Regions from separate parts of the Mus musculus genome. Here regions 1 and 3 are each linked to region 2. The links are chromatin loops, found by intact Hi-C in ENCODE. Cell type or tissue: heart. All regions are shown on one strand. Links, peaks and the distances in the headings refer to the core of each region. The heading gives the core; the rest is flanking DNA. Region 1 has its middle 71 kb from the start of Sh2d4a. Region 2 has its middle 150 kb from the start of Psd3. Region 3 holds the start of LOC115485644 (a small nucleolar RNA gene).

Region 1 (10,731 bases), core at 1,501-9,500, 85 kb before region 2:
TTTAGTGAGAGTATCGTTTGGAATAGAGAATGTAGACACAGCCTTAACCTAAACCTAGCCATAATGCCAACACTAACTCTGACATTAATCCTACCTTTAAACCTAATATTAAAACTCAGCTTCATCTTAAATTAAACTGTGGCCCCAACACTGACAAACCTAACCATAGCCCTAGTTTTTAACCTAAATGCAGCATGAACTCTAAGTCTAACCTTAGCCTCTTTGTCGTTCACTAATTCTATACCTGACATTTTAGGTATTAACCTAATAGATGCAAAGGTTCATTGGGTCATAAGTAACTAGATAAAACCAAAAATTGACTCATAGATTAAATAAGTAATCTAAAAGAAGGTATGACCATACAGTCTTTAACAACACAGCATTGACTTTTCTGATGGAGACCACTAAGGAAATGGTTTCATTCCTAAGTGTCTAAATTCCCCCTCTGGCTTCAGTAGATGTAACAGAGGGGGAATTGCTATAATAATTTATGGAATATTCCCAAGAGGCAAGATTTAAATGGAGAATCTACTTTCATATATAGCTTTCATAGCTTACACAGAGTGCAAGCTAATCTTAATTTTAGACTTCCAAAAACTCCCCAAAGTGCAAGATTTTTCTATTACTAGAACCTCCCAGAAGGCTAGGTTCACAGGATATTTTTTTTAGATTTAAATCCCAATGTGACTCTACCTAGATCTTGCCGGCTATAATTTATATAGCTTAAACTGGTGGTCATTAGGGTAATGTGTGGCATTGAGCTCTGGGGTTTATAGGCATACTATAAGGAAATATACTATAGTGCACTTAGAATCTCGTAGCTGAGCAAGAAAAATTAACACACATAATACAAGAGCAAATATGATGAGACAGACAAAAATCAAATTCATAATTTGAAGATCATGAAAACAGAAATGATCCTAACTGCTACAATATATGGTATAAAACTAGATATTGAAATGACTCAAAGGTACAGATACTAATGGATACAGTAGACAACATTTTCTTTCATCTGTATATCATTAAACTTGCCAAAATGTTGTAACACATATTCAGTTCTTCCTAGGTTCTTACAAGGGTACACAGGGCATTATTATTTGCATATGCAGAAATAGGCTTGATGGAATTTCTTACTTTCCCCCCTAATCACCCAGCAAGAATGGCCAAGAGAATTGAACTCAAGTTGCACAACTTTGAATGTAACAGAAACTCACTCTGTTTCACAGAGTAGATAAGGTATGAACTGTGCTCTAAAGGATTAAGTAAAGCTTAAAACATAAAGCAAGAAAAACCATGTTGGAATGAGATGGAAATAAAAGGAAGACAGGAATCTGGGGATGGGATTGCAGACAAATAGACAGCATAGATGCAAAGAAAAAAATAGCAGGAGATGTGGCACTTTGTGTGGTGATATTTCATGTAAGGTTTCATAGAAGAGTCGTAGAGTTTTGAAACAGAGAGCAAACTAACAAAAGATGGATCTGAGAATGGAGGGCAGAGAAGACTACAAAGCAGGTCCTCGAGGTCAGCTGGGTGATTTTCATGTGTGACACCAAGGAAGAATCTGGAGAGTGGTAGAAGGAAATTGGAGTAAATGGCCTTACAGAACAACAGTTAAAAGGGCAGGACAGTGTGTGAGTACAGGGGCTGAAGGAAGTGGAGAAATGAACCAAGTTCACGTGCTTTATAACTAGCAGGTAAACGATGTGTTCTTTCTGGGTCTCTCAGGAAGACAGATGTGATAGAGGCAAGAGAATCCTAATGCAGAGGGCGTAGAAACCTGGTTCACACCTAAGACTGCTACATGAACCCATCACAGCTAATGAAGAAAAGCAGTTTTAGAATGGCATGAAAGATGATGCTTTCAACAACATTATTTACAATTTCAAAAAAAAAATTGGAAAATATCTAAACGCTGTGCAATGGGGGAAGGGTTAAATCAGGAGTATTGTGATGCAATTAAGACTGTATTAGACGATCTCTTTAGCTCCTTGGGTACTTTCTCTAGCTCCTCCATTGGGGGCCCTGTGATCCATCCAATAGCTGACTGTGAGCATCTACTTATGTGTTTGCTAGGCCCTGGCCTAGTCTCACAGGAGACAGCTATATCAGGGTCCTTGCAGCAAAATCTTGCTAGTGTATGCAATGGTGTCATCGTTTGGAGGCTAATTATGGGATGGATCTCTGGATATGGCAGTCTCTAGATGGTCCATCCTTTTGTCTCAGCTCCAAACTTTGTCTCCGTAACTCCTTCCATGGGTGATTGTTTCCAATTCTAAGAAGGAGCAAAGTGTCCACACTTTGGTCTTCGTTCTTCTTCAGTTTCATGTGTTTTGCAAATTGTATCTTATATCTCAGGTATACTAAGTTTCTGGGCTAATATCCACTTATCAGTGAGTACATATCATTTGAGTTCTTTTGTTACCAACAACATTATAAACTAACCAGTACCCAGGAGCTCTTGACTCTAGCTGCATATGTATCAAAAGATGGCCTAGTCGGCCATCACTGGAAAGAGAGGCCCATTGGACACACAAACGTTATATGCTCCAGTACAGGGGAATGCCAGGGCCAAAAAAATGGGAATGGGTGGGTAGGGAAATGGGGGTGAGGGTATGGGGGACTTTTAGGATAGCCTTCTAAATGTAATTGAGGAAAATGCATAATAATAAAAAATATTTTTAAAAAAGACTGTATTAGATGACTATGAGGGTGTAAATGATAATAGTATAATGGTGGGTGGCAAGAAGAAAACAGATACGAAACTATCTACATATCATGGAAGGGGTGGGCATAAATCCCACCCACCACCAGCAGAGGCACTGGTAGCTAGAGGAAGGGGAGAATTGGTTCCTCTTAATGTTGTGGCCTCTGGGAAGTCTACTATGCTCAGTGGTAAGCTGCACATGCAAGAGTTTGTGGACAGTACAAACTGAGCTCCGTGTATTGTTTTGTTTTTTTAAATGACATGAAGTTGGGAGGGCAGGAAGTACAATGGATGTTGAAGGAGCTTAAAAGAGGTGAATATGATCAAAATACAATGTATAAAGTTCTTAAAGAACTAATAAATGTAAATATGCACAATAAACGTGTGGATAAAGCAAAAGGCTGGTTAGAGCAGATGATTTGGGTGCTTCTGTGACTCATTTATATTATATTATACATGTCTGAAATTATGAAATACAAACTTTCCATAATGAGCCTTTATTTAGCTTTTATGGTGATAAAATATTTAGGGAAAACAGTACTCAACGTCTTTAGATTTGTTAGGTTTCAAAGCAAACAGCACATAATGAGTAGAGAGCATAAATTCATTTCCCACTGGCCTTCAAAAGCTGGAGTTGAATGGATGGATTCTGAGAAATGGCAGAGAAAGAGAGGTGACCTCTATAGCAGATGGAGGATACAGCTAAGAAAGGGGAATTCAGCGTAACATAGCAGAGATGTAGCTTTGACTAGCCAGGGACCAGCATTCTCTTCAGAGGCAGGCTGACCTCTGGGAGCTGTTTACAGCTCAGATAAATAGAGAATCAACTCCGGAAGCAGATAAGAACACAGCTATGTCCCAGATGCAAACAATACCTCACAAAATACTTGAGGGGGCTCCGCTAACCTCCGGAAGAGCTCTGCTAGAATTCCTGTCCTTGCCGTCAGGACAGCAAACACTCTAATGCATGTGCATTACCGAATAAAACCAAAATCATCCATCCAGGGGCACCACAAAATCTCTGTGGAGTTAATGTCGTCAATTCATATTTAACAGAAAATATTTCTAAGAAACGAGCTCACACATGAGCCTTTGGGAAAATAATTGAAAGGCAAAATCATGCACATCTTTGATTATTGATGCTCATTCATGAGGACCCCTGTTTCCTTCCTGTTTGGTGAGCCGCTAACAGCGCAAAGCCACCACTCATCTGAGGGACTGCTGAGCTGTAAAACTACCACTGGACCTCAAGACTTCCGTTAAGTGCGCTACCTCGCATGACCTTGCACTATCCAGCCTGAAGTGAAAACCATGGCAACTATCTCTGACGGATGAGCACGCCCGACAAGGACAAGGGGAGCCTTCCTCTTGATGTGGCTTTTATTTCACTTATTTTCAAGCTCCTCCAAGTCGAGAATTTTTCTCCAAATGTTTCTTTTCTTCTCCCTGTCTGCATTAGCCCTGCTCCTTGTTTTGAGGATGCTCCTTCCAAATGTAGCACACCTCCAGGAAAAGTCCTGAAGTAAAGTTTAGAAAGAGTTGTGGTGTGGCCCTTCGTTTTTCTTTCGGGTCTGCTTGTTGAAGTTTTCGTATGCAGGTTTGTTCCCCATTTCCTTGGCCATGTTCACATTTGAAAGGAAATTATGAACACAGCTGTGAGTGGAAGAGCCCAAACTCTTTGCCAGCTAATGTTCCTGATTCCTGCAGGATCTGTCAGGTTCCGAATAAGCAAAACTGCTCATGTAGAGGTGGAGGAGTTTCCCAGTTACGAGATTTTTATCCCCATTGGGGGCTGTGAACACAAACACAGTAAGATTGCCTGCTTATCTCTCCACACAGGAAGCAAGCAGGGTTTGGAAAACAAAGCCTCATGCTGATTGTAACCTTTTAATAGTTGAACCTTATATATACTATGTTTGCATCTTCAAAATGTCAAAGAAGTGAAGGGAAACAAGTCCTGGGCAGGATATTTGATCTGCTTTATAGAAATGAAGTAAATGTAAAATGGGTTTTTCTACTGCAGCTCTCTGGCACTGCAGTTTAACTAAACCTACTGTAATCAGAGTGACATCGGGAGCTCCGTAAGAGGCCACTGTTTGTCTAACTTTAGCTAACCCGTGCACTTCCTGGAGTGTGCTTTGGGTCGTAGCTGTGCGAGCCAAAAGGTCCAGTTACCCTCTGGCTAGATTTGGACTCCTCTTTCTCTATCGCTCTCTCTTCAGAGGTATCTCTTTCTGCATTTAGTACTTCTGGTTTTAAAAAAATCTTACTTCATTCATAAATTTATATAATCAGAGAGCTAACCAAGTCGGTTCTATCTATGTGAAAGAAGGAAGAAAGAGGTCCTGAGTCCCTTTGCAGTTGGGGATTCCTAACTTGCTTGACTGCGTGTACATTTCACACTATTTGCTTGACAAGGGAGCCAAGACCATGTGTTTCTCATTCACGACTTGGTGTGCAGAAGAGGAGGATGGCGAAGAAAATAATCTGAAGATTTTTGAGGAGAGAAGAGACCGGGCTTTCGCTCTGTTGTGAAGTCTGCTGAGATAAACAGCCATTCACGCATTCTGCATTTTAAATTCCAGGCACAGCCTGAATCCCAAAGAGGAACTTCTCCAAGGAGCTGGCAGACTGAGCCTGGTAAGTCACTGCTGCAGAGTGCCACTCTCCCTCCGTGGGTGGGGGTTGTTTGAGTCCTGAGAAGTTCTATCTTTTCCATATCCAGGATTTTGTAAAGCCAAGAGTTCTCACACGGTGACAGAGGAGCTTGGGGACTTTTTAACTAGACTGTTTTGGCAAACGTTTTCCTTCAAAGGATCATAAAAAAATATTCTTGACTTTACCATCCTCATTCTACCCTGCCATGGAAGTCAAAGTTTCAGTGGCCTGACAAGATTAAGAAGGTTAATGATTGCAAACTATGCCGTTCTTTCAATATATTCTTAGATGTTGACTCTGGGTACCTAGACTTTTTATGGGCATATGTGTGAAGGATGGCATTGTGTATGTATTCACATGTGTTTGCGGCGGGGGAAGTACATGTACAATCTCATGTAGAAGACAACCTCAGGTGTCAGTTCTCAGGAGCTGTCCATCTTATTTTTTGAGACAGAAACTTGAATAATAGGTAGCCTTGTCATCAAGCCCCAGTATCTGCCTGCCTTGTTCTTATCTACTAGGGTAGAACTACTAGTGTATGCCACCACACTTGGCTTTTAAATATGGGATCTGGGGTCAAACTCAGGTCTGTAAGCTTTTTTTTTTTTTTTTCATGAATTTATTTATGCATTTCACATCCTAATCACTGCCTCCTCCTGGTCTCTCCCTCATAAATCCCTCCACCATTCTCCCTTCTGCTCTGAGAGAGCAGGACCTTCCTGGGTAACCCACGCACACACTCAGGCACAATTGTCTCTGAAGGACTAGGCTCATCCTGTCTCACTGAGGCCAGACAAGGCAACGCAGGTAGAGGAATGGATTTCACAGACAGACAACAGCTTTGGGGACAGCCCGTGCTCCAGTTGTTGTTAGGGGGATGGCACATGAAGACTGAGCTGCACATCTGCTACATATGTGCCAGGGCCTCTGTCCAGCTGATGTATGCTCTTTTGCTTGGTGGCTCAGTCTCTGAGAGCCCCCAGGCATTCAGGTTGACTGGTGTCTTCCCGGGGTTCACAAGCTTTTAAAGGAAGCACTTCACTGACTGAAACATCTCTTCTGCTTTGGTGGATATTTCTTTTTTAGAAATCTTATGTCTATCTTTTGCCAAGAAATTCAGATACACTAATAAATTAGATAGAAAAGAATTTTTTGCTTGTTTGCATTATGTGATAATGGTGTCAGTGTTAAAGAGATAAAATCATTGAAAAGCATTCAGTTGTTGATAAGTCAATTATAAAGAAAATTATAAGTGATAGAAATATGAGACCAAGATACCATATATATTTTAAGCTGGGAATTTAAAGTTCAAAAGCAGAATTGCAAACAAAAACAGAAACAAAGCAAAACAAAAAAACAATAAAAACCCACAAAGAAACCTTTCTTTTCCCTATTTTTAATTCCTTGTAGCTTTACAGTCAAACCCACTAAGTTGGCTTTTATATGTCCTTTGTCCTCAGCCTGCCAACCGAGAAATATCTAAATGTGAAATTGCTGAAGTTTATAAAATACCAAAAAGAAACTTGTTAACTAGACATATCAAGTATCCAGTCTCCATGTAGATTAGTTGCCAACAGCAAGAAATGTCACTGATGAGCCACCTCATAAAATAATGTAAGTTTATAAATAATCAGGAAAAATAACTTGAAATAACGCAACCTCGCATCATACCATGTCTGGTCCTAAGGCGAATAAATATATGATTCATGCAATGGATAGCAATACTAGGAAATTCCACTGTGTAGAATGGAGACACAATGCCGGCTTACTATCTCAACCACAGGAGGGTAAGAGGACAGGATAAAAGACAGGAGAACCAAGAGCACACCAAGGCTGGCAGGGCTAGGGACTGATTGGTAGACTTCTGTGGTTGGGATAGTTCAAGTTTCTTAAGAAGTGTTCTTGCACCATCAAGGAATATTATTTTTGTCTCTCTCTATCTGGAGGTTTTCATTTCCCTGAGATGGGGGGAAGAGAAGGAACCCCCTCAGCTTCTTGAGGGCACCCTTTGTGCCCCAAAAGAAGGAACTGAGATTCTCAGGATGGGATCCTAAGAAAGCCAGAGCAACACTAGGAGTGTGGGGAGGCTTTTGTGTTCTAGAGGGTACATCCTTGAATAGGCCCCAAAAAACATGAGAATTTCATGAAATTTTGTGAATTTTAGAAACTAGAAATTTAAAACTTCTGCAAAGGAGCTTGCATAAGTAGAAGAGAGAAACTTTCACAGTAAAGCTGCCTTTGAAGCCAGGGTTTCCTTCAGACATGTGCCCACATATCTCTGAATGTTCATGGTGCTTTATAGAAGTGGAGATGGAGAAAAGAACAAGACTGCAATTGGGTTAGTTTGGGTGAACAAGCATCTTGACTGTGAGAGGAATGGATGTTTGCTGGGGGTCACTCTAAGATGGCAAAATGAAGGCACAAGTGGAGAATCAGAATCTAGGAGCAATACATTAGAGGAAAGAAAACTGGGTGGTATGTGATGGACGACTGAAGATAAAAGCAAGAGGGATATTGCATTCCAGAAGTGAAGAAGGCACCAAGAGAGCCAGAAACAGGTGGACAAGAAGGCCCTGTGATGAACTGAACTGATTCTGCTGTCATTCTGTCTGTACTCTGGATAAACAAGCCATGGTTATGGTGACTGAAAGGTAATACAACAGCATAGGTAAACAATTAGAGACATGGTTAGGAAACACAGAATTTATCTCTTGTGCTTTCTAACTTTTAATATATATGATATATATGATATATGATACATGGATGATACATGATATATGGTATATAATATTTAATATATCCTAATTTCTGGATCCATTACCTCGATCCTGGGTGCCCACTCAGTGTTGCACTGGTAGTTTTAAGTGTCAACTTGATACACCCTGGACTCACTTAGTAAGAGTCTTAATGAGGAATTATCTAGAATAGGTTGGCCTGTGTGCACGTCTGTAGGGAATTGTCGTGTTAATTGATGTAAGACCCAGTCCATTGTGGGCAGCACTGACCCCTAGGCGGGGAATCCCAAACTGTAAGAGAGGAGAAAACTAGTAACAAGAATGTATAAATCTTTTCTTTGATCTTGACAATGGATGTGCTATGACTAGCTGCTTGAATTCCTGCCATGATTTCCCTGAAATGATGCACTAGAACCTGCAATTGTTTGCCAAACGACCCCACACCACACCAGAAGGAGAAGAGAAAACACCAAAGCTTCAAGATGTCCATTCCCAAGTTTGAAATGTTAACAGAGTGAGAATCTGTGTCCTTAGCAGTTATAATAAGCCAGGGGTGGCCACACATTACTGGTAAGATAATTGAAAGAGCCAAATTAATAGTGAAATACAGAGAAAGAAGTTTAAAGAAGTATAGGTGCACTGGGAAAGGAGGCAGAAGGATTCAGAGACAGGTACAAGCCGGCTTCCAACTCTCACAGCCTGTGCACCTGTCCATCCATCCATCCATCCATCCATCCATCCATCCATCTCTCAAGGCCTTACATTGTAGGGTTGGTGGTTCCGTGTCTGCTCCACCACAGATCTCAGTCGCTAGGAGAGGCTGGACACAGGAGTTCTGACTGCGATTACCTCAAGAGGTTGCCAGGCAGGTGTCAGGCTATGGGAAAGTCCCTGGACACCGCTTCAGGGGTTGGGGAGCACCTCTGGTATACGGGTAGAGCTGAGAACAGAGTGGGGCCCATGGGCTAGATTTAGCTCAGAGCCGAGGAGGAAAGCAAGAGCATCAGCTGTCCCTCGGGGATGAGTCCTTGGCTTTTTGGCGGGCTGGCTTGGGTTTGGGCTTGGTGGTGGCCATGGTTGGGAGAAAAAAAGAGGCCTTCTATGGGAGATTAGATGGCAGCTCTTTAGGCAAAAGTCTTCTCCATTGCTCCCCACTGAGGATCCCGATGAAAAGAGACAGTCCATGGTTTTAAGACATTTATTGTCATGTTGGAAAGTGGATGAGTAAAACCATACCCCACTTCTCAGGGCGGGCCTGAGGTTAAATAACTTTTGCAGGGGGAGTGTCTGGGAAAGAAGAATTTATTGGCTAAGCCTCCAATACCTTTAGGTACTTCATTAAAATGGAGATCTGTCTGAGTCTATGTGACCACAGGTCACATCCTCTACCTGTGGAAGGGCTTAGGATGTTGCCCTTACGTGACTGATGGCCAAAAATCTATGGAGGGCTGCAGCATCGTGCCAGGAGACTGGTTCCCTACAAGCAAGACCAAATGCCTTCCGTCCCTTTAGGGTCACTGGGGTTTCTAGCCCTAGTTCAACCAGGAACCAGGCTTCCTTTCACAGTCCTACATTATATCAGGGCAAAGTTTAAACAGAAGGCAAGAGAAATGCATAATTAAGCAGCTGGTCGCTGACCTACAGTTGTCTAGGCTCCAGAGTGTCCTGCAGGGTGGGTTGATAGGTCAGTTCATTGCTATCCTGAGAAATCCCTTTCCTGGAGACAGGTTCTCCCTCTGGCTAGCCTCAGGTGTCAGTCAACCTTTTTACTCTCCCAGCATGAAATTCAGGGGAAAAATTCCAAGAAAGTCTGAGAGCCTTGTTTCAATAGTCCAGATAGCAAGAGATAGGTGTTTAGAATGTCCTCATTCTTTCTAGGCATGCTAGTTACAGTCTGTTATAGGTTTTCTCTAGGTATGTTGGATTCTGACAGCTGATTCTTCAGGAGAATACGAGGACTTTAATATGATTTCAGAAATACTCCTTTGGGTACCCCCAGCTAGATTCTATTAAAGTGGACGCTGATTTTCTTTGCCGTCATCTTCAACATCTTTCCCCTCCACACTTTTGACTGAGGCCTATTATACATCCTTTTTGCCCAAATGAAATAGGGACCCTAGAATCAGGCTCAAGAAAACATTTGTAAAAGTTTTGCAAATGATCCTTCCCACTCTTATTTATGAGCACTCACTGACCCAAGGAAAAAGTTTGCATCCGTACTCAAGCATTGACAGAAGGTGATGTAGTTCCGACATCATCCTTTTCTTCTTCAGCTGCTCTATGATGCAGAGGGTCTAGCCTCTGCTGAGTCCTTTGATGGGCTCCTCTCACACTTGCCTTATGATGGACAAAGCATCTCCCCTCCTTTCCAAAGGGCAGGATGAGAGAGGTGGGGAAGCTAAGCTTGGTAAAACATACCGTGCCTTCGTGGGCTTTGGAATTTGGTAGTATGAGGAATCTATTCTTTTTCAGCATTTGAGGAAACACTGAAACAAAACCAGCAACATCCAAATAGTTAAAAGCAAGAAATTACTAAGAGTAAGAAGGAATGACCATCAGATATGATAAAGATATACCACAAATTTTTATAAGAAAAAAATCATCTAAACAATGAGTCCAATATTGAATGTG
Region 2 (10,731 bases), core at 1,007-9,006:
CCAAAAAAAAAAAAAAAAAAAAAAAAAAGGAAAGCCACTCCAGCCAATATGGAAAGAATATGCATGAGGTTGAGGAGTCATAGAACATGATGTCCCCTGAGACTTAGGAAGGGATGTGTGAAATTTTTGCTTTCCTAAAAGACTCTCTCCAAATCTCTTATTTCTATCCATGGCAAATAAAGTAGCTCCTAGATGTGCTAACATGTAGCGAATCAGTATGGAAGGAGCAGCTGTTAGAGCCTAACAGACCTGTGCCTGTTTCATCTGCATCTGCTTAATTTCTGCATCATCTGCATCTGCTTAATTTCTGCATCACTTTGGAAAAGCAGCTTTATCTTCTGCAGTCTGCAATGCAGTTACCCTGTGATACAAAATGGAATACATGCCACCTTCTTGGGGACATAGGTGATGGAGAGAGGAAGCAGGCCATTGAGAGGTAGTTGTGCCACTAGTGGGAGAAAGGAGAGAGTGAAGGAGGGAGAGAGAGAGAGAGAGAGAGAGAGAGAGAGAGAGTCCTTACCCTCTCCATCACGTGAGACTGAAGTGAAAAGTCATCTGTCAAGAATGTGGCAGCACCCTGATCTTGGACTTCTCCTTGAAACTAACTTTTTAATTATTTATAAGTAACCGATCTATGACATTTTTTAAATAGAAGACCAATGAGACCAAGACAGTAGCTATGGTCACCATCATTATCAAGTTGCATCACTTTAACATCAAAGTCACTAGAAGAAACTAACAGTATCTAATACTGGGGAAGGAAGCTCTAGTCCTAAAGGAGTGTGAACACACTGGTAGAGGTGGGGGGAGGGTGTCATGAGCGTGAGCTGGATATCCTGGATATCTGAAGCTTTCTTGGTAAGGTGTGAGTAGCAGCACTCAGTGCTGCTTCTTGCATTTCTGACTTCCTACGTTGTATCTTTTATTCTGTTCCCACACCCTATGCTCTTGCTGCCTGTTCCTTTACCTTTTCACAGTCCTTTACCCAGCACCAGCTCTGCATTGTCTCTCTAATCACTTTCCAAATATAATTCTTTTATCCTTAATGATGGGGAGTTTTCAAGATACTAGCTTCCCAGATACTACCACTTTTGGATCCTGCCAAGTTATAAAAGCTCAGCAAAGCAGACTCAAATTGAGCTGAGGAACTCCAGGGGGTTCCAATAGAGGTAAGAACACCAACAGGGGACACTACCCTCTGAGAAAATTGATATGAACTGGGTGGCACAATATCACTCCTTTGAGTTGAAATGGAATGCAATGTTTCTAGGAATGCTTGGTGTACTGGCTAGTTTTGTGTCAACTTGACACAGCTGGAGATATCACAGAGAAAGGAGCTTCAGTTGAGGAAATGCCTCCATGAGATCCAACTGTAAGGCATTTTCTCAATTAGTGATCAAGGGGGAAAGGCCCCTTGTGGGTGGTGCCATCTCTGGGCTGGTAGTCTTGGATTCTATAAGAGAGCAGGCTGAGCAAGCCAGGGGAGGCAAGCCAGTAAAGAACATCCCTCCATGGCCTCTGCATCAGCTCCTGCTCCCTGACCTGTTTGAGTTCCAGTCCTGACTTCCTTTGGTGATGAACAGCAGCATGGAAGTGTAAGCCGAATAAACCCTTTCCTCCCCAACTTGTTTCTTGGTCATGATGTTTGTGCAGGAATAGAAACCCTGACTAAGACACTTGGGAAACAAACCTAGAGAGTATGAGGCTTCCAGGCCAGCAGAAGCAGGACCTGGGGGATCAGACACAGAAAGCACAGGCTGAACACAGTCTACGTGAGGTCTTCCAGTTAGAAAGGGATGCAACGATCTGGGCCTGGATGGAGGGATCAGTTTATGTCTTCACTAACTACATGGCTTGAAGCAAATCACTCCATATTCCCATACATTCTCTGTATCACCAGTGGCCATTCTGCCCACTTCAGAAAGTTACCATGAGTTGAAATGAGGGAACAGTGTACTTCGATACTCACATCCTCCCTCTCCATCATAGTTAAGATTCTAGAACCTTATTAATTTTCTAGAATTGTAGAAAAGAAACCATCACCATTAGAAGAGACATAGTGCCATTTAAGTTCTATGGCACTTCTATCTACATTGTGTAAATCCTGAAATGGTGGCAGGAAAATAGGAAGCTGGCTTAGAAACCTTTCAAAGCAATGAAACCACAGCACTTCATAGAAACCACAAAGAGTTATTTAGTTTACAAGTATAAATAATATTATTTATTATAGATGAGAGGTGGAAGCAGGAATATTGAGAGTCTAAGGTCATCCTAGTACAAGCTTAGACCATTTGAGATCTTGTCTTAAAAAAATAACCCTAGTGTATACATAGAGGGGTGTGTGTGTGTGTGTGTGTGTGTGTGTGTGTGTGTGTATGCACCTGTGTCTGTGTCTATGTATTACAACACATCACAACACAAAGACTATATATATAATATATATATTATATATAGTTTTTATATAATATATAATATATATACTGTATACATATATATGTATAGTCATATATATATGCATCATACATGTATTATTTTTGTACTTACAAATTATTCTTATATAGATTACCATATCTGATCTGTAAAAGAGTTCTGTCAAGTGGGAAGGATAGACATTTATTTTGCTGTTTTATAAATAAGTTCAATGAGGTTCAAAGTGAATCACACTTAATAGATGTTTACTCTGAAACTCAAACTTATGTCTCCTAACCCCAAATTCACTGCTGACTCTCACCAGTAATTCCTCTAGTTTTAGAGTCTTTCCTGTCTTTTCAGACAGAAAGCATAAAAATATGTAAATGGCTACCTAATATAGGCAAAAACAATACACATGTGCTCATTTGTGTATTAGGATGTATATATCGACATATATTATATTTTAATTATTTTGCTACATGAACAAATTTCTTCAAAGCTTCAAATGTATAGGTACATTCCAAGAGGAGCAGCTAATAGTTACTGAGAATTGGTTGTGCACCTCGTACTATTTATTTAATCCCTACATCAATAGCAAACTTGTAAACTAGGAATGATTAGCTAGTCTTAGAGACAATTAAAAGTTTTCTTTAAGTGGAAGGAAGAGTTGGAGAAACGTTTGCCACCAAAGTTTTATCTTTTCAATCAAAATGCTATTTATATACAATAATAACCATGATTTCTCTGTTTCTTACCCCCTACTTCTTACCCAGGACCAACACTCCTTTAGTAGACGCCCCCCACTCCGATATTTAATGAATTCTTGTGAAGGTTTCCTACATAGGCTTTCCAAGCCAGCCCTCCCTTCAGCTCCTGACCATCATCTCTTTCTCTGCATTTCCCATATTCCAGCTCATACAACTTAGAATAGACATATTTGTCACTGCTACAATAAGTTCACAAATTAAAAGGGCCACTGATAGCGCTATCTGGGTTCCCCCAAAAGCCTCTTTAGGATCCAAATGCACAGGGCTGGGGGTGGGGAATACACAGACTCTAATGGCCTCTCAGAAGTCCCTCCTCTCAGTCATTTCAGCAACGTTTGAATTTGGGGGGGCAATACATCAAACTATAATATTTAATACTTTGGCCTGGGCCACGAGACCTACCAGCATGGGTCCCCTGAAGCTACTGTAGCCCTTAAAGCAAAGCTTCATGAAGAGTCCCAATTGTTCAAAACTGTCTCACTTATACAGGCAAAGGAGACTGAAAGTCCATCTCAATGTTTGCTGAAAGTTTCATTTATAAACCACATACCGTCTTTCAGATCATACTCCAAATCACAGGAATAGTCAAAATAACTTAGGATTAATCAATAGAAGGAACAGTTAAAGGTAAATAAGTGATTCCATTTGGACATAGGTGTGGAAGTCTGTCTTGATTCACTCACACACACACACACACACACACACACACACACACACACACATCTGTCACTTGTATGCTGTTCTCCACCAATGTTTGCTTTTGTGACTCTGAGCAGAGTCCAGTTCTCCAGCAAACACAATTCTCTGGCCCTCAGCCCATTGAAGAGTCCCCCTGGGTGCTAAAGGTGTGTTGTTTCCTTCCACAGACTGATGGTAAAGCCATGGGGCTGAGTCATGTCTGCCTGCAGCTGCTGAGACACTGAGGTCTGAAACCCTGGCGAGGACTGGCTCTGCTCCCTTGGAGGAAATGGCCGAGCAGCCTCAGCCACAGCAGATGAAAACTTCCTTCCTTTTCATCCAGCTGCAGCCCCCACCAACCCAAGCTACCCAAACTCTCCCCGCCCCTTCTCCAGCAACCGCAGTCGCAACAGCAGCCCCAGGGGGCCTGGAGGAGGGACACATTTTCCCAAGTCCCAGAGCAAGCTTCTTCTCTGCTCCCTGGAACTTCAGATGTACGCAGGGCTTAGCTCCATCGCCTTCGAGTCTCCTGCCCGGGGAAGGCCCTGGAACACTGAGACCAGCTGCTTTCGATTGCTACTCACTGAAGGAAAAGAAGGAAGAAACAGAGAAATCTCAGAATCTGCATGTAAAGAGGAGTGGGGTTTGTGGATCCCCACATAGTAGGCGTTGCCTGGTCCCTGCTTCTAGGAAACTTGGCCTACCACAACAACTGCCATGTAGGCTTGCTAGCCCAGCTCCTACACTGAATGATAGAAACAGCAGTCCTTCCATAGGCTGGAAGCACCGGCCAGTCATTTCTGCCCACGGGGACCTGTGGGATATGGACCCAGAAGCCAGGAATGCCATCGAATTCTCAGTTCCACAAAGCACCCTGTCCTATGCAGCTGACAGGGGCAAAAGGGCACTCCAGAGGAGAGGGACTGTAAACCAAGAGGTACTCCCAAAGAACTGTGAAGAAGACATAGGTACCACAGTGCTGGCAACAAGGGCACAGCTCTTCAGATATTGCCCCACCATTCAGATCAGCCAGAGTTGCCTGGCCCCACCTGCTGCTGTGCCTCTCAAGGTAAGAACCTGGGATTCTCTAGATTTTGGAGACAGGGCACAGAATGGAAATTCTGACTCTGTGCCACTCTTGTAGGTCACCTGTACCTCAGGAACGGAGGTGCCTATCCGCTACAGTACTCTTTTGGCTCTTCCCAGCCATTGATAGCATCCTGTGCTAAAGCAGACAATGGATATCAGTTTCTCAAGATTTTTGCCTAGGAAGGTTGAGTAAGGGAGGGCATACTTTATAAGACAGGAGCAGAAGGAACTACAAGGAGGTTCACAGACAGGGGATGGTGGTGGGGAGAGGAGCCAGCCATTATACTAGCTGTTTTCTCACGTCTGCTAATTCTCATAGCCATTCTCAGAAATTGGGGTTGGAATTTCTAGTTTCAGATATGAGAATTAAGGTGTGGCTAAGCTGAAATCCTCTCCCTCCTTTCAAAAAAAAAAAAGACTAAAAGCAACCCCTGTTTTTAAGGTCTTGCTGAGGAAAATGGGGAGGGGGCTTCCGTGGGGAGTGGTGTTTTTCAGAACTGAAGCACAGCCTTGGAACACTGATCCCCTTAAACATATGACGTTTAGAGCCCACATTCACCTGCCTTCGGTCCCTGGCACCAGGTGGATGATCAGTCCTGGACACGAGTCTGTGTCTCCATCAGGAAGTGAGAGGTGGCCCCATGCGGTATCCAGGGTACCTTTGGGCCCTTGTAGGCTCTCCTCTTGATCATACCCATGCTGTGATGTATAAGTTCCTGCATCTCTGGACCACCCTTCCCATTATGCTATCTCATGATGTCCATCCTCTTCAGTGAGTTCAAGTGCATCACTTGAAAGATGGGTGAACAGAATTTAAAAGGTTTTTGTTTTGTTTTTTTTCCGTTTCCCAGTGGTGTGGTTGTCTTGTTATACTGTACATTTGGAAAGTGTGGATTGGGTAAAACTGAGTCTCTATGTGAGGATTAGTGGCATGAGCTAGAAGAAAGGTGTGCTGTCTGTAGAGGGCGGACATGAAAGGAACTGTCAGGGAAGCCATAGGAGAGTTCCATGAAATTCACAGTAGCCTTCTGAGAGCTGGGAGGTGGCCAGCTCCATCTGGATCCTGTGCCTGTCTCCTGACTGCTTTTGCACACGACCTGCCTTATCGTTGCTCTTTCAGTCAGAGAGCCTACAAAGTCACAATTAAGGATGAGTCCAAGTTCTCTGTGGGCAGAAGCAACTGGAGCATACTTCCTTAAGAAATAGCTCACATTCCATTTAAGTTTTTATATCTCTCTTCCTGCAGGGATTTAGCAGACAGGACATTTGTGCATCCGAGCCCAATCTCTGGATATAGGGTCACACAGCAGTTATCTATGGACTTTGATTCTGTTCACCGCTGATTTTCTTCCCTCTGGTCTTTGGAACATAGGCCCAAGCTTAGGATCTGTGGCCAGTTCTCTGGGGAAAAGTGCTTTGGAAGTTGGCCCAAAAATGTGGGCCAGCAGTAGAAGTCTTATTTTCGATTCCTTAGTGAATGGACCCCCACCCCCACCCAGATATTTGACCTACCTAAACTAAATGTATGGAATTCCTAGGGGGAATGGATATCTCAAGTCTAAGTCCTAACTGTAAGAAAACCATCAGAATAGAGCCTCAGTTTCCCCTATCTTGAAAGCAACAGTATCCCTTGTTTTGTAGTTGTTATACACAGACATTTCTGTTCTCAAGTACCTGTCTTCATTTTTTAAAATCTTGTGGCACTAAGCATTGAACCAAAGGTCTTTCCCATGCTGGACAAGTACCATATCACTGACTTACAGCCCTAACAGTAGATCTGTCTTGAGGGGAAGAAGAGGAAAGTCAAGACAAATGTGACATTAAGGAAGACTAGAGAAGGGATGGAGTGTAGGCAGTGTGTTTCCAGAGTCCAGTCAGAGAATGGGACTACGAAAGCTTATCAGAGGAATTGTGAAATCCATTCCTTCAGATCTACAAATCCCTTAAAGGCTTTACAAGTGTCATTAGTCAGGTGGTCCAGCCTCAGGCTATGTGTTTGGTGGTGGTAGTTGTTATTGTTGTATTGCTTGTTTGTTTGTTTGTTTGTTTAAATCAACAAAGATAGTTTTTCCTATGTCCAACCCTGGTTATCCCTCATCACCCACAATATGAAATATTCTGCGAAGTGCTTAGTATTTTCATGTTTGAGAATTTACCTTTATGAACGTACAAAAACTGATTTAAGCAATTTCTTGTTCAGTCAACTACAAAAGGTAAGACCCTGATGACTCACAGTGGGATCTTATAATTGATGTAGTAAAGAAGAATACAACAATTACATCTCAGGTGATTACATATAGTAAAGTCCTCTCATTCCTATGTGCATGTTGAAGAGTTGAGGTCCTTGTGTCAACTTTCCCAGGGAAAACAAATTGCATATCAAGAATAAGAAGTTTGCAGTAGTACAAACAGCCAAATAGATTCTCTTGAGGTTTCAGCCCCCAGGCTCTAGAGTGAATGTTGGCATGCATCCTCTGACTATAAGGAATGAGTGCAGCTAATCAAGTCACCTGGATCGTCAGTTGTAGGATGACTGGGAACTAGTAAAAAGAAGTTAGTTCTAGTCCTCTCACTCTGTGACCTAGACAGCTTCCATGTGCTATTCTCCCTGCTATGAGAGCATTCCCAAATCCTAGATAAGAGACGATGCTTTGAGGATTGATTAGCAGTTTGGTAGGGCCCACAGCTAGGATTTGGTAGCTTAGGACTGTCAAGTCATCTACCCAGAGTCCAGGTTTCCCTTAGCCTTGTTTCCTGACCTCTACAGCTGGAGATATTCTAGTGGAAGGTAACCTGATATGTCCTACAGCCTTTGATTGACAACATACTAATTTCTGTGGTGGGAGAGTGGGTGAAGAGCTGAGAACTATCGAATCTAACTGAGCATTGCATCACTCAGCACCACCAGCTGTCTGGGTCAGGAGAAGGTGGGACTGTGGCTCATGGTGATGCCGGCAGAGTTCCTTCACATGCCCGTGGCTATTCTGGAAGAGTAAATTAGGAAAAGTCCAGAGTCTATGCCAGAGCCTGCCCTCACCTTGCCTTCTACTCCATGTTATACTGCCCCTTAGTGGAGGACAAGGAACTGTGCACATTACACCCAAGCTTGGGGCTAAAGACACCAAAGGATAACAGACATTATTCCCAAGAGGGTATGGGAAAACCAACAACTCAATAATCATTTCTAGAGTTTGCAGGTATATAAAAATTAGTATTCGTATCTTACACGTCGTATTCTAAAATAGCAGTGACTATGTGTAAGTACAAAATTCTGTCCCCCAAATACCATTTACAAACCCCACAAAAGGTCATCTAAGTTCAAGTTTCTCAAAAACCAGAACTCTCTGGGGCTTGTTGTTTTGTTTTTGTTTTTGTCTTTGTCTTTGTGTTTTCTCCCTTGCTCTCGCACAATAGGAACTCAATTCCAATCAGCTTTCTGAGTTTTCTTTGCCAGCTTCTAGGAGGGTTCATGGTTTAGGAAACAGCATGTGGATAAGCAAGACAGACATGGGAATAATAGAGGTTTAACCAGCACATTCCAATGACAGAAACAGAAGGCAGGAGATTTTCTAATAGTCAGAGCCTGTCATAGGAGACTACAGGAAATAGTTTTAACTCTGTACTTTTATATCATTAGTCCTTGAAATGAAACCAATGTTTCAACTACAAGTGTATAAAGCACACTAGATTTTTGGTAGAAAGTTTTTAATCAGATAAAAGGTAATATGTGCTGGAATCCAAGAGATTAAGAAAAGGAGTAAAACCTAAATTTTAAAAGCTCTGGTTCTGTCAATAAAGCTAGCTCATGTCCTGGGCTCTCTGTGGGCTTTGCAACTCTGTGGTAACTATGAATCCATGAATCTGGAAAGAGAAGAGAAAGTGCTTCATGAGATAAAAAACCAACACAATTTCACTTCATCTAGTACACCTTATTTGTCTCTAAAGATTCATTATCCTCTCAGATAACTACATTGTATAAAAGTTCCCTACAGAAAGGGCATACCTTTCTATGGGAACACTGTGGCTCCAGTGTGGAGCTAAAAGTTGTGTGGAGCCTCAGTTCCCATCACAGAATGGCAGGGCCTGTGTTGCCAGCTGTCAGATCCTACACTGATGTTTCTTTTTCTGACCAGATTTTAGCTAGAATGAAATCACTTTGAAGACCGACCCCTGAGCCTTGGACTATTTAATGCCCCAGGAAATTGTCATTTCCCTTCTCTGAGAAGTATTCCTTCCTTCCTCAAGCTTGGTTCATTTTTCTGGCCTGTCATAAGTTTAGAGACTGTTCTACCCATGAAATGGTACCGTAGATTATGCTGTCTCTATTTTAATCTACCTTGGTGATTAATGCTGAATTTTAAGAAGGAATTTGAACAGAGAGAAAGCACGCACAAGTGCTCATATAGAAATGTTAGCAGTGACAGAGCTAACTGTGCAGTGGAGCATCCCTTTTAGAAGATTCCGGTGTGCAGAAGACAGTGTTGATTCGATTGCAAGGTTTATTTTTAGTCCATTTCATGCTACATTGATTTTGACAAAGATGTCATGATTTATTACTTGAATAAATAACGGTTGAGATAGCAGAATGGGTTTCAACTTTCCCTCCTTCGTATCTCCATGACAACACACTCTCTTCCTCACTTCCTTTGACATTCACACAAAGTTCTTTGGATGGTTGTACGAATGCTATCATCTGTAGAGTAATTACACAAACCTCAGTGTTTCAGTCTACCTACAGGAAGCAACGGGCAGAATACCCAGGGCTATCTTATAGCTGTGTGTCCCTGTTACATGGGGAAAAGCAACCAGACTGGCATCTGAGACCTAAGGGTTCTAGATTTCTTTATAATTCAGAGTAGCAAAGGGAGGGCAAATGCCTTCATTCTGGATCCCAGTTCCATGGCTGCTCTGTGAGAAGATTAGACTGTCTGGTTTGCTTTCTCCCCTTCCAACTCCACTGATCTAAGACAACCCAGTATTAGAGCTGTAGTCCTTAGGGGCACATCTCCAAAAATCCATATATATTGAGAAGTCTCTCTGTGTTAGAAATGACCCTTGTTTGTACAATCAGATGTCTCTCCTGCCTGCATTAGGCACAAATGGCAGATATAGGTAGGTAGCAAGCTTAATGAATGTCCCCAATCTCTTTCAGAGTAGTACAAAATTACAATGTAATTTGCACAAATATCTTGTCTCATCCTCTTAGATTTTAAGGACACCAGATTTTATGACCTCCAGAAAGATTATTTTGAAATCATATCTTTGGGAGCTAGAGAGATGGCTCAGTAGTTAAGAGCACTGACTGTTCTTCCAGAGGTCCTGAGTTCAATTCCTATCAACCACATGGTGGCTCACAACCACCTGTAATGGATCTGATGCCCTCTTTTGGTGTGTCTGAAGAGAGCCACAGAGTACTCACATAAAATAAATAAATAAATCTTTTTAAAAAAAAAAAGAAGAGAAAAGAAAGTATATCTTTGAATTAAGCACTATGATAGCATCAGCTGTGGTTCCACATACCTGTAATCCTAGCAGTAAAGAGGTTGAGGCTGGAGGACTGCTTCCAGTTCAAAGCCAGCCTAGGCTACATAACAATAGCATCAAGAAAACAAAAGTGTAGCCTCAAATCATTTCCCTGTTCTGCTGTTTTGATTTGTAAATAAATGAGTTTCCTTATTTGGGCGCTAATTATTGAGAAAAAAGAAGAAATTAAAAAGGAAGAACATAACTCCTCCTAGGTATGGTGCAGAAAAAAAAATGTTTATTATAGATAAAAGGGAGAGCA
Region 3 (10,731 bases), core at 808-8,807, 110 kb after region 2:
GGAACAAAACACCCTTGGAAGGAGTTACAGAGACAAAGTTTGGAGCTGAGATAAAAGGATGGACCATGTAGACACTAGCATATCCGGGGATCCATCCCATAATCAGCTTCCAAATGCTGACACCATTGCATACACTAGCAAGATTATGCTGAAAGGACCCTGATATAGCTGTCTCTTGTCAGAGTATGCCTGGGCCTAGCAAACATAGAAGTGGATGCTCACAGTCGGCTATTGGATGGATCACATGGCCCCCAATGAAGGAGCTAGAGAAAGTACCAAAGAAGCTAAAGGGATCTGCAACCCTATAGGTGGAACAACATTATGAACTAACCAGTACCCGGGAGCTCTTGACTCTAGCTGCATATGCATCAAAAGATGGCCTAGTCGGCCATCACTGGAAAGAGAGGCCCATTGGACACGCAAACTTTATATGCCCCAGTACAGGGGAACGCCAGGGCCATAAAAGGGGAGTGGGTGGGTAGGGGAGAGGGGGTGGGTGGCTATGGGGGACTTTTGGTATAGCATTGCAAATGTAAATGAGCGAAATACCTAATAAAAAATGGAAAAAAAAAAAAAAAAGCATTGCTATAAAACAAGTGGTTTCACTTGCTGTTTTTTCCCAGACCAGACCGGTTTTGTGATATGGTAGGATGGATGGATGGGTGGATGGACAGATGCACTGTGGATTGGTTGATGCATACATGCCCTACATTGCTTGCTTCCGGGTTAGGGAGCAAATATTGGTCAGTTACTAGTAAGGAAATTTTAGCTATATTTGATTGAAGGACTGCATAAGGTTGATTGCATGTATAAAGATCCAGTGTTTAGTTGGTATCCTTTCTCAATACTCTGTTATCGAGGTTTTGTTCTTAGAGGTTAAAGTTCACTTATATAACTAATACACGAGCATACTGAAAATTCAACACATTACTGATAGATCAAGGTTTTCTTTGTACTCTGAATCTTCGGCCCTTTCTATCTACTTTTAGGATTTTAACCTTCTAGTTTCTTTTCTCCCTTTCCCTCTCCTCCAGAGCCATAGCCTCAGCCAGAGTCTATGTATACATATGCATAGTTATAAAATAACAAAAATTTCTCATATCTAAGACACCATGGGGGGTCTTTTGAGAAAAGTATAAGGTAATGAATGATATCTTAGATTTTTTTTAAAAAAGTATTGTCTACTTTGGTCATTCTGAAAAAACTTTGCCTTCTGGATTGCGACTATGTTGGCTGGGTTATTGTTTTCCATACAGTAGAATTATACTCCAGTGATGCTACACCCCTCACAGTTCTAATTAATTTGCTCTTAAAGCACATTAAGGATTTGTAATCAGATTCATACCAAGAATCTTTGGTCGCAAGTTAATCAAAGCTATTAATTTCGTTTAGCCATATTTTATTATAATGGATGGTTATCAGTACAATTTGTAGGAAATTTTTACACTTTGTATGGATTTCCAAAGTTCATTTGTAATCGAATTATTTGGAGCTCTGCTTTTATTTTTCTCTGACATAAGTCAGGTTCCTTATTTCTAGCATGTACAAGCAAGTCTTAATACATCTCAAGAAGATTTGGTAAAAATATGTTCGTTGAACCACACCTGTCTTAGTTATTGCTGTGATAAAAATACCATGACCAAAGCAACTTGGCAGGGAAGAGGTTTATTTGGCTTACACTTCCCTATCATTGTTCATCATTGAAGAAAGTTGGGACAGGAACTCACACAAGGTAGGAACCTGGAGTGAGGAGCTGGTGCAGAGGCCATGAAGGGGTACTGTTTACTGCCTTGCTTCCCATGGCCTGGCTGGGCCCTTCCATCAATCACCAATTAACAAAATGTCCCACAGGCTTGCTCACAGCCTGATCTTATGGAGGTATTTTCTTGATTGAGGTTCCCTCCTCTCAGGTGACTTTAGATTATGTCAAGTTGATATAAAACTGTGTAGCACAGTATCTTCAGTAAAACATGACACACTTTTAAAAGTCTAAACCTGGGAAGTATAATTTATCACATTGAGTGTGTGTGTGTGTGTTTTCTATCCATCGATGCACAGGTCAAATGAATAAACCTCTGTTCTCAGAAGATCTGCAGAGTTAAGATGGCAGGATTGGGGTGAGGGTGAAGTTGGCTGTATACTTTATAAAAGCTATGAGCCATTTATTCTATCTGTGTCTAAGAGCATTGACAGTTTGCATTTACATTTTGTTCTTTAGCTCATGTACTTCTGTTGACAATTCACTGTGGGGATAACTTGTCTTAGGTAGCAAGGGTTGTTTCTCCAGTGTTGTCACATCCCTTGCATTGGATGATTCCAGAGCAGTTTCATCTCTGTTATTATTACTAACAATACAAATGTAAAACCATTGATTAAAAACAGTGAACGGCTTTAAGATACTCAGAATAAGTAGGAAATGCTAGCTTACCCACACATGTGTCCAGGTTCTTAGTGGTTGTAGCTTGTAATGCGGAGGTGGATGTGGCTTCAAAGGGACGGACTTTGCTCTATGTCCTCAGCTACACTGCTGTCTCTTAGGCCTTTTAGAACCTTTGGTAGCTCCAGAATGAATAGGTATAACTCAGACTTCAGCATGCCTAAGAGGTAGCCTCAGGCGTTCGGTCACAGTGCTTGCTAGTTCTCCAGCAACTCTCCTGGTAGTTGGGTGTAGTTGACGTCCCAGATGGTTCATCCTGGTGCATTTGCCCACACGCTCCCCACTTAGCGTGAGCAGTGCATAGAAGCTCTGCCCCAGGATGCCTTGCTCTGCCTTTGCTTTCTTAAGCTCAACTCTTGGCTCCTTTGTTTCTGAGGGTGAAGTTGATGACTTCTTAAAGCCTCAGGGAACAGCATGGCATTCCTGAAGTGGTGACTGGACAAATGGAATCTGAAACTTTTAAAGAAGATTCTTGAAAGAATCATCTGCTTAAAAAAATTACACTTTTTTTTTGGAAATTATTGTCAAATCATAGTTGTGTATACTTGCAGTTTTGTGAGGAAGTGAAATCAGCCAGGTGTACATAGAAAAAATAAATACTGTACATTCTCACTTTTATGTGAAACCAAAAACAATTGAACTAATAGAAGTAGACATCAGAATGGGAATTAAAAAAGCAGGGGTGTTGAGAACAGGACAAAAGAGTCAACTCCCCCTCTCTGTTACCCACCTTCCAGTCTTGCAACTGCCCCCCCCCAACATAGAAAAAACCTTGTTGTGGAAGTGTGGTGTGTCACAGTGTGTCCCACAGTATACCTTTTGCCCTTACTTCTTTGCTTGCAAATGTTACTGCAATGATCCCTTGGTCTGGTACGAGGCTTCTGGCTTCTGTTACTCTATTAATGCTGGAACCTCACTAGGCCTCCTCTCAGATAGGCTGTTGTTGACCCTGTGTCATGGAGGTCCTGTAGTTTTGGTTCTGTAGGACTGGTCCCTTTATACACTCCACCAGTTCATCGATGGGGAAGATGTTGTGGTGGGCCAATTTCCTTGATCTGGGCTTTACAGCCCTTTGGCTCTCCCCCTTTCAGGCCCTTGGGGGTTGGCTCAGCAGCAGCCCCTGCTACCAGGGGCAACTCTACCCTGATGCCCGAGCAAGGTGCAGGGTCTGCTCTTTCAAGTGCTGCAGCTGGTTAGGGGTAGGGCCAGCTCTCCTGCTCTAATGACCTCAGGGCCTGCTATCCTGTTTGCTGTAGGTGGAGAAGGGTGGGACTGGGTATATCTCTCCCTTGCCTATGCCCCTGCACAGCAGACAAGTGGCAGGGTCAGTTCTTACATGTTCATGACTACTCATCACACCTTCCATTCTTATTACACACCCAGGGTCAGCTCTACTGTGCTGCCCAGGTGAGGTGCAGGTCCCACTCACCTGAGTGCTGTAGCTGGTGAGGGCCACGGCCAGCTCTCTGGTTCACTCCCACCACAGTGGGGCTCTTTTGCTCTCCAGCTTGCTCCCTGTCCTGGGAGCATCTGGGCCTTCCTGGCGCTGCATTGGTGGTTGTCTCACTTTCAGGGAATGTCAGGCTACCATCATTCAGCTGTTCAAAGGTCAGAACACTGAGCTTAGGCACAGCCTGTCTCCTCTCTGCCACCTACTGACACACCGGTGACACAGCAGCCACACGTACAGTGCTTCTAGGGGCAGGGTTGGTTTTTTTGTTTGTTTGTTTTTTTGTTTGTTTGTTTGTTTTTGTTTTTTAATTTAAGGAAGAAATCGCAAAGATGGATGGGAAAGGGATGGGAAGATGGAGAAAGTGATTATGGGAAGAGTTGGAGGACTGGGTGTGTGTGCATGTCTTTAATAAAATACATTAACTAAAATTCTCAAAGAACAAGCAACGAAATTATTAAAATTCAGAAAACAAAATTCAGAAAGTATTTACTCTTAACAAGCATTTTGTTTCTTAGAAGTTTAACCCTTGTGGCTTACAATAAATGACTTGTATGTGAGCATTTACTACGAGTGGTAGTTTGTGTCTTTGTACAGCTAAAGCCATACAGTTGGAGGGAGCTGCTTGGTGCTGTAGGTAAAGTTACTGTCTCAAAGCCCTTTCACCCCTTTAGTTGTTTAAAAAAGCAATCTAAGCAACCTACGGGGAGCAAGCTGCTACGCAGTGTTCCTCCGTGATCCAAGCCCCAGGTCCTGCTTCTAGATTCTGGCCATGAGACCTTGCCAGTTCCCTTCATGATGAATTACAAGCTGTAAGAGGAAATAAGTTACTTTTGGTCATGGTGTTTATTACAGTAATAGCAAACTAAAATAATAAAACCTTACCAGGGCAGTTTGAAGAAATGATTTTATTAGTGAACTACTAATGTAACTTTTAGTATTTAACAGAAGTACCCACATAATAGATTTTGCTATCTATATATTTTTAAAATAAAATTTTGATAAGCAATTCATCTAGGCCACGAATAATGAATGTTTACCTGAGTCTTGGTATCATTTTTGTGTTCATTTCTGTTTTTCGGACCTAGTGTTCTTTTTGGTGTCCCTCTTTGCCTCAACCATATAGATGCTGTTTTGGGGGGAGTTTCTTACAACATTCTGTGCGTATTGCTTGTTTTCAGTGCCTTGCCACTTCCTGTTTATTAAATAATACACTGAGGAACATTTATAAACATCATAGAGTCTCCTTGAATTTTCATGGGTTCTGATTATGCTGTTGGATAGTCCCAGCATTCCTTGCTCATGTAGCTTAGCATAGGGTCAGGAGCATCCACTGCATGTGGTGTGGATGGATGGCTCTAGAGTTCTCCTTGCCAACCAGGAGTCTAGCAAGCAGGTTCAAAATTTTAAGAGTATTTGTTTTGATTTTCTAAAATGTGAACCTTAATTTCGTTTGCTTTATTTGTGAATTTTAATGTATCAGTACATAGACCCAGAGCTTGAGGCAGCCAAAAAAAAAAAAAAAAAAAAAAAAAAGGTAAGTTTGGGCAGGTAAAGACAGATAGGTGAAGTAGAGACTTGACTCACTGGGCCTGCTCATTTGCTGGCCAAGGCCCACCCATCAATCATTACTAATTGTGAAATGGTGGGAAAGGCGGAGGAGGGGATATTGTGAGCTAATAGTATTTGGTTGTTAATTTTCTTTTAAAGCCTTTCTTTGAAGCTCCCCAGCTAGTGAGCTAGACACTTGCCATTTTAACAGAGCAAGCTGTGAGGAAAACTTGATTCTGGTATCTTGACTTTGTTTTATAGAAAGCTGTTTTAGACGAATGCTTAGCATCTTATCTTCCTAACATTTTATACCACACTCTCAATAAACAGGTAAATGAGTAAAGGATTGAATAGTAAATAAAGAAATGAATAAATAAATAAAGCAAGCTTCTACTGTCTTACAGGTTAGAATTGTATCCAAGGTAGGTTCAGTTCCTTGCAGAGGGAATATAATCTTCACTCTTGCAAGGCAATTGAAGCAGGTCTAAGCTAAGGTGGTCAGTGGAAGGTGTGTTTGGGTCTGTGACAGGCTTATTTTCATATGATTTCTACAGCTTTCCATGCTTGTTGATAAAAGGTGGTGTGGCTGGGCTGTGTTTGGAGCTTCTGCCTCCTCTCCCCATTGGTGCACAGGCTCTGATTTCCACCTCCCTCAGGGAGCAGCAGAGTGTCCATTTGCCCTTGGCCCAGGGGAGCTGCTTTCAGGAAGTTGGCATAGTCAGTAGACAGCAGCTGGTAGGAAAATGAGAATGGACCTCCAGGGCTTTTCAAAAGGGCATGGATTCAGGTTTGTCTCTTTTGCTCACACTGTTAAAGAGACTGGCAGCCAAGCCGGCAAAAGGGCTAGCTGAGAGGCAGGGTTACCGCTCTTTGCACCTCTTCCGACCCTGTGGCCCCTTTCCTGCATTAGCCCTTTCTTTTGATGTTCATCTCTTCAGTCTCAGAAGTGAAGGATTTAGCCTCTCACTTCCTCTACTGTTCTCCTGGATGCTTTTAGCTTCTCTTGAGAGGCTTCCTGTCCCAGCTCGATGTCCTTACTGACTTTGGGAAGATGCAGTTAGCCTACTGAGGGAAAAGGGAAGAGTTAGTTGTAGGGAGTGGTTATCCCCTTCTTCCCAAGCACCAGAGTTTGCTTCTCTGGAGACTCCAGGAGATAATGTTTCCTTGCACTGCAGATGCCCTGCTCTGCTCTGGATCCCTTCCTTCACTGCAAAGCCAGGAACATTACCATCTTTTCTGTGAGCCCCTCTTGGTGGTTTTTTTTTTTTTTTTGTCACAAAGTTTCTGTCTGGTGTCTCTCTTGCTTCCCCAGGACACTTGTCATTGCATTTAAGGCCCACTTGAATCATAGAGGAGAGTCCTGCAACTTAATTTAATGACGCCTGCACTCCTCTTTATGAGTTTAAACACATGACTCCCACTCCCCTTCCTCTGGTCTGAGTACGGATTGAATTTGTTCTTTGCTTCTCCAAACTTTTGATTTCTCTAACCCTAACCCTAACTCTTAGATTATTTGCTTAAAAAGTATCATGGCCCTTTTCATAATTACATGTTTATAATTTTATATATAAACGTTGCTGTCTGCGGAGTCCTATAAGGATACAGCCCCTCATCCTTACTGCTATTCTAGGAACGGGAACACCTCGCGCTTACAGTTCTGTCACTGTGCTGCAGTGAGAGCAGAAGCTCTGGCCTGGGTGTAGACCAACGTTTCAGTTCACGTCTGGCCATTTTGTTTGTTTGTTTGTTTGTATGTATGTATGTATGTATGTATGTATGTATTTATTTATTTATTTGGCCCAGGGACCATTCCCAGGAAAGAGAGGTCAGCTTAAGGCATGCTAAAGAGATAGGTGGAACAATTTGACCATTTCTTTTTCCAATTTTTCTTCCTCCAGAACAGTAAATCTAGCCACATAGAAAGTATCCAGGAAAACCTGATTTCCCCTTTCCCTCTTTATCTGTTTCAAACATGCTTTCTGTAACCCGTTGGACTCTCCCCAGCATTTTGAGCTTCCTTATTCTTTCTCTAAATTCTCCTTCCCCACCTTGCTTGCTTCTTGACCTCTGTGCTAGCTTAAATGGAATGCTCCCCCCACCCTCCCCTCTCCTCCTCTGGGCTGCCTCTGCAGTTTATAGCTGGGCTGCCCTGGGGGTTTTCTGGCAAACTCTAGTAACATTGTCTTTGAGCTTCTATTTGAGTCCATTCTTAGGTTCTTCTGGTAATGATTTTAAGAACCCCGAGAGGGAACCTTGACTTACCATTTGTCTACTCTAGACAACGTCTCTTTTGCCTTTGCTTACTCCAGGTTTCCCTGATGTATTTGCTAGGCTCTTAACATACCACAGACTGAGTGGCTTATGCAGTAGAACTAAACTGTCTCCTGTGTTTAAAAATCAGCAGTCCATGACTATTGAGTTGATACTGCTGAGGTCCCTTCCCATGGCTTCAGATGGCACCTTCTCCCTTTGTCTTCACGTGGTCTTTGTTTTGGCTATCTCTCTGTGTCTCTCATATTGTTTTCTTAGAAAGTCACCAGCTACCTTAGTTTAAGACCTAATCTGCTGATCTCATTGTAATGACCTCCAAATACAGTTGTGGTTGAAGTCAGGGCTTCAACATGGGTTGTTCAGAATACAGTTCATCCAAGAACACCTAACCAAGTGTCTGCAGCATCAGCTCCAATCTTCAGCTCTCTGACGGCAATTGTTGGTAAGTGCACACAGTACCCTGTTGCACACAGTACCCTGTTGCACACAGTACCCTGTTGCAGTGGACTCAGCTTCTGCAGATAAAGGGAACAGAAGGGATTAAACAGGATTGAACGTGGACGTGAATGTTGGAATTAAGTGTTGGCTTAAAGGGAGTTGTGAAATATTATTTTTATTATTTTCAATTTAGCTTTTAATCTCTTCTGGCCCAAAGAGCTCTGGAATACTCAACTGACTCTCAAATCATATTGAAGTTGAGATAATTAGAACAATACAGTGCATGGTGCTGCTTTAGGCCCATTCTCCTTCCCCTCCACCACTCCTGTGGCCCCAGTCGTTTTCTGCCCACTTCACTGAAAGTGACTTTTACTTATGAAGTTTTCTACTTTGTTTTCTTTCCCCTCCCCTATTTTGTAGCCAGACAGAAATTTTATATGATGTTTTTATTGTGCCTTCATTTCAACTATGTTCTGTGACATGAGGTAGAATTTGTGTGTCTTCTTAGTTCCTAAAAGTTTCAGATTTCAAATTAGAGATGTACATTGTAATACTGGCTTACCTACTTCTTAGCCCTCCTGAGTGCCAAGATCAGGGTTGTGTCAACAAGTCCGCTATCCAGATTCTTTAGCGCTTTTATATAGCAGGGGATCGGAAGTCCAGACATTTATGTTAATTGAAGAGTAGCAAAACTGGATTTTAGTCCTGATCACCCAAATCAAGTTATAAGTCCTTTACTGCCTTTTAAATTACATTTTCGGGGTCAGGCTTTGAACCTAGGCCCTCATGTATGCGAAACATGCACGCTAACTGCTGAGCTTATCCTAGCCCCTATTCTGTATGCTTATCGAAGAGATTTGTGCTCCTAAGTGATTGTGATAAATCAAAAGGAGTAAGTTTTATTCAAGGAGTAATACAGATTGAAAAGCGTGTTACTGAATCATGCATGTCTTTAATCAAGCTGATTATCTCAAATACAGTCGTTCAGAGGTCTACAATTATTGTAGAGCTAGGTGAAGATTTCAAAGCATTAGCATGGGGAGAGCAGAATCAGCAGAGCTCACAGTCTCAGGATAATGGAAGGCAGGAGAGTGCGTTTTATTTCACTTAGCAAAGCGGATGGATATTAATGCCTTGACTTCAGCCTGGATGAAGGTGTCCCCATAACTGCCAAAATATGGAGTGCTTTGTTAAATTGAGACACTTTCATCGCTGTTATTTCTAGATAGAGCAGCCCATAAAATTTTTTTTTTTCTTGTGTGAGAGTCTGAGTATGCTTTGAGTATGCTGCTTCACTCTCAGCTTCAGAGCCTGCGAGTCTAGGCACTCAAACTGTGGTCCGCTCAATATCAGATCAGACCTGCAAACACAACAGGACGACTGCCAGTTGATTCTTACATACAATAACATATGAAGAGCAGACCTATCAGGAGCTGTGCTGCCGGCCGTGTGATGCCGGACCACCAGCGTCACCTGGAATATTGGGAGGAAGTGCACATTTTCAGGCCCTGCACTAACTGAATTTGAAGCTCTTGTGTGCATTACAAGAAACATTTGTTTTAATAAGTGCTATGGACTATTTTAATTTGTGCTGAATGTTGAGAACTCCCTTGTATCAGTGTATTTTAAACAGTTTTGATCATGATATATGGAGAAGTATACTTTAAATTATGACTGTGTATACTCACTGGGCTGGGTAGTTTGTATTACCAACTTAAAACAACCAAGAGTCACTTGGGAAGAAAGGGGAAGCTCAATTGAGGACCTTTTTGGTTGGGGCTGGAGAGATGGCTTAAAGGTTAAGAGCAGTGGGTGTTCTTCCAGAGAACTTAGCTTCAGCTCCCAGCACCCACACAGTGGATCACAACCATATGTAACTCCAGCTCTAGGGGATAATGCCCCCTCTGGCCTCTGAGGGGCACGGGGCATGCAAATGGGGCACACACACACACACACACACACACACACACGTATGCAGGCAAATACCTGTATGTGATATTGATGATGGTAATCATAAGGATAATAATAAAATTGCCTAATTTGATAGACCTTTGACTACACCTGTGAGAGGTTATCTTGGCTGATGATTGATGTGAAGGGCCCCGCTCATTCTGAGCTGTATCACCTCTAGTGGGTAGACCTGGGGAGTATGAAAGCTAGCTGAGTTATAGCAAGTCAATAAGCCCAGGAAGCTGTGTTTCTACGTGGTTTTCCCTTGGCTCCTCCCATGAATTCTCTCTTTTTTTTTTTTTTTTTGAGACAGGGTTTCTCTGTATAGCTCTGGCTGTCCTGGAACTTACTTTGTAGACCAGGCTGGCCTCGAACTGAACTCAGAAATCCTCCTATCTCTGCCTCCTGAGTGCTGGGATTAAAGGTGTGCGACTATGGTCATGGTCTAGAAGTTTGAGCTGAAAAAAACTCTTTTCCTCCCCCAAGTTGCTTTTGATTAAAGTATTTTATCTCAGAAAAAGAAAGGTAACCTGGACACTTACGTACAACCATACATTTTCCCAATACCCTCCTGGAGATACACAGACATAGACTCATGACTTAGAAGTTTGAGAAAAAAATCTTTAAATGTCCT

What was found. Hi-C counts contacts between places; a loop is a spot of excess contacts. Peaks named below come from ENCODE experiments on the same cell type or tissue, not always from the same donor. Only the 100,000 strongest peaks of a DNase experiment are listed, where the experiment ranks them.
Region 1: it touches region 2 in a loop (5-fold over the local background); 11 of 42 quality-filtered maps call a loop at or near these places.
Region 3: it touches region 2 in a loop (1.9-fold over the local background); 7 of 42 quality-filtered maps call a loop at or near these places.

What each region holds. Positions count from the first base shown.
Region 1 is chr8:68,200,165-68,210,895 of GRCm38, reverse strand. It overlaps a transcript of Psd3 not described here. Among named protein-coding and RNA genes, the nearest start is that of Sh2d4a, 71 kb to the left of the region's middle. In heart, for the core only: CTCF peaks have their summits at 2,802, 3,598 and 4,790; DNase peaks (open chromatin) are centred at 3,545 and 3,975; H3K4me3 peaks cover 2,000 bases; H3K27ac peaks cover 668 bases.
Region 2 is chr8:68,114,943-68,125,673 of GRCm38, reverse strand. It overlaps a transcript of Psd3 not described here. Among named protein-coding and RNA genes, the nearest start is that of Psd3, 150 kb to the right of the region's middle. In heart, for the core only: a CTCF peak has its summit at 8,034; DNase peaks (open chromatin) are centred at 4,173 and 6,023; H3K27ac peaks cover 859 bases.
Region 3 is chr8:68,003,752-68,014,482 of GRCm38, reverse strand. Gm15991 (a long non-coding RNA gene) reads right to left here. Exons shown (of 7, transcript XR_003947558.1): 5 at 3,867-8,224; 6 at 2,429-2,893. It overlaps LOC115485644 (a small nucleolar RNA gene), which reads right to left and starts at 4,143; the gene lies at 4,013-4,143. It also overlaps a transcript of Psd3 not described here. In heart, for the core only: a CTCF peak has its summit at 4,098 (motif pointing left); no DNase peak of the experiment used is centred there.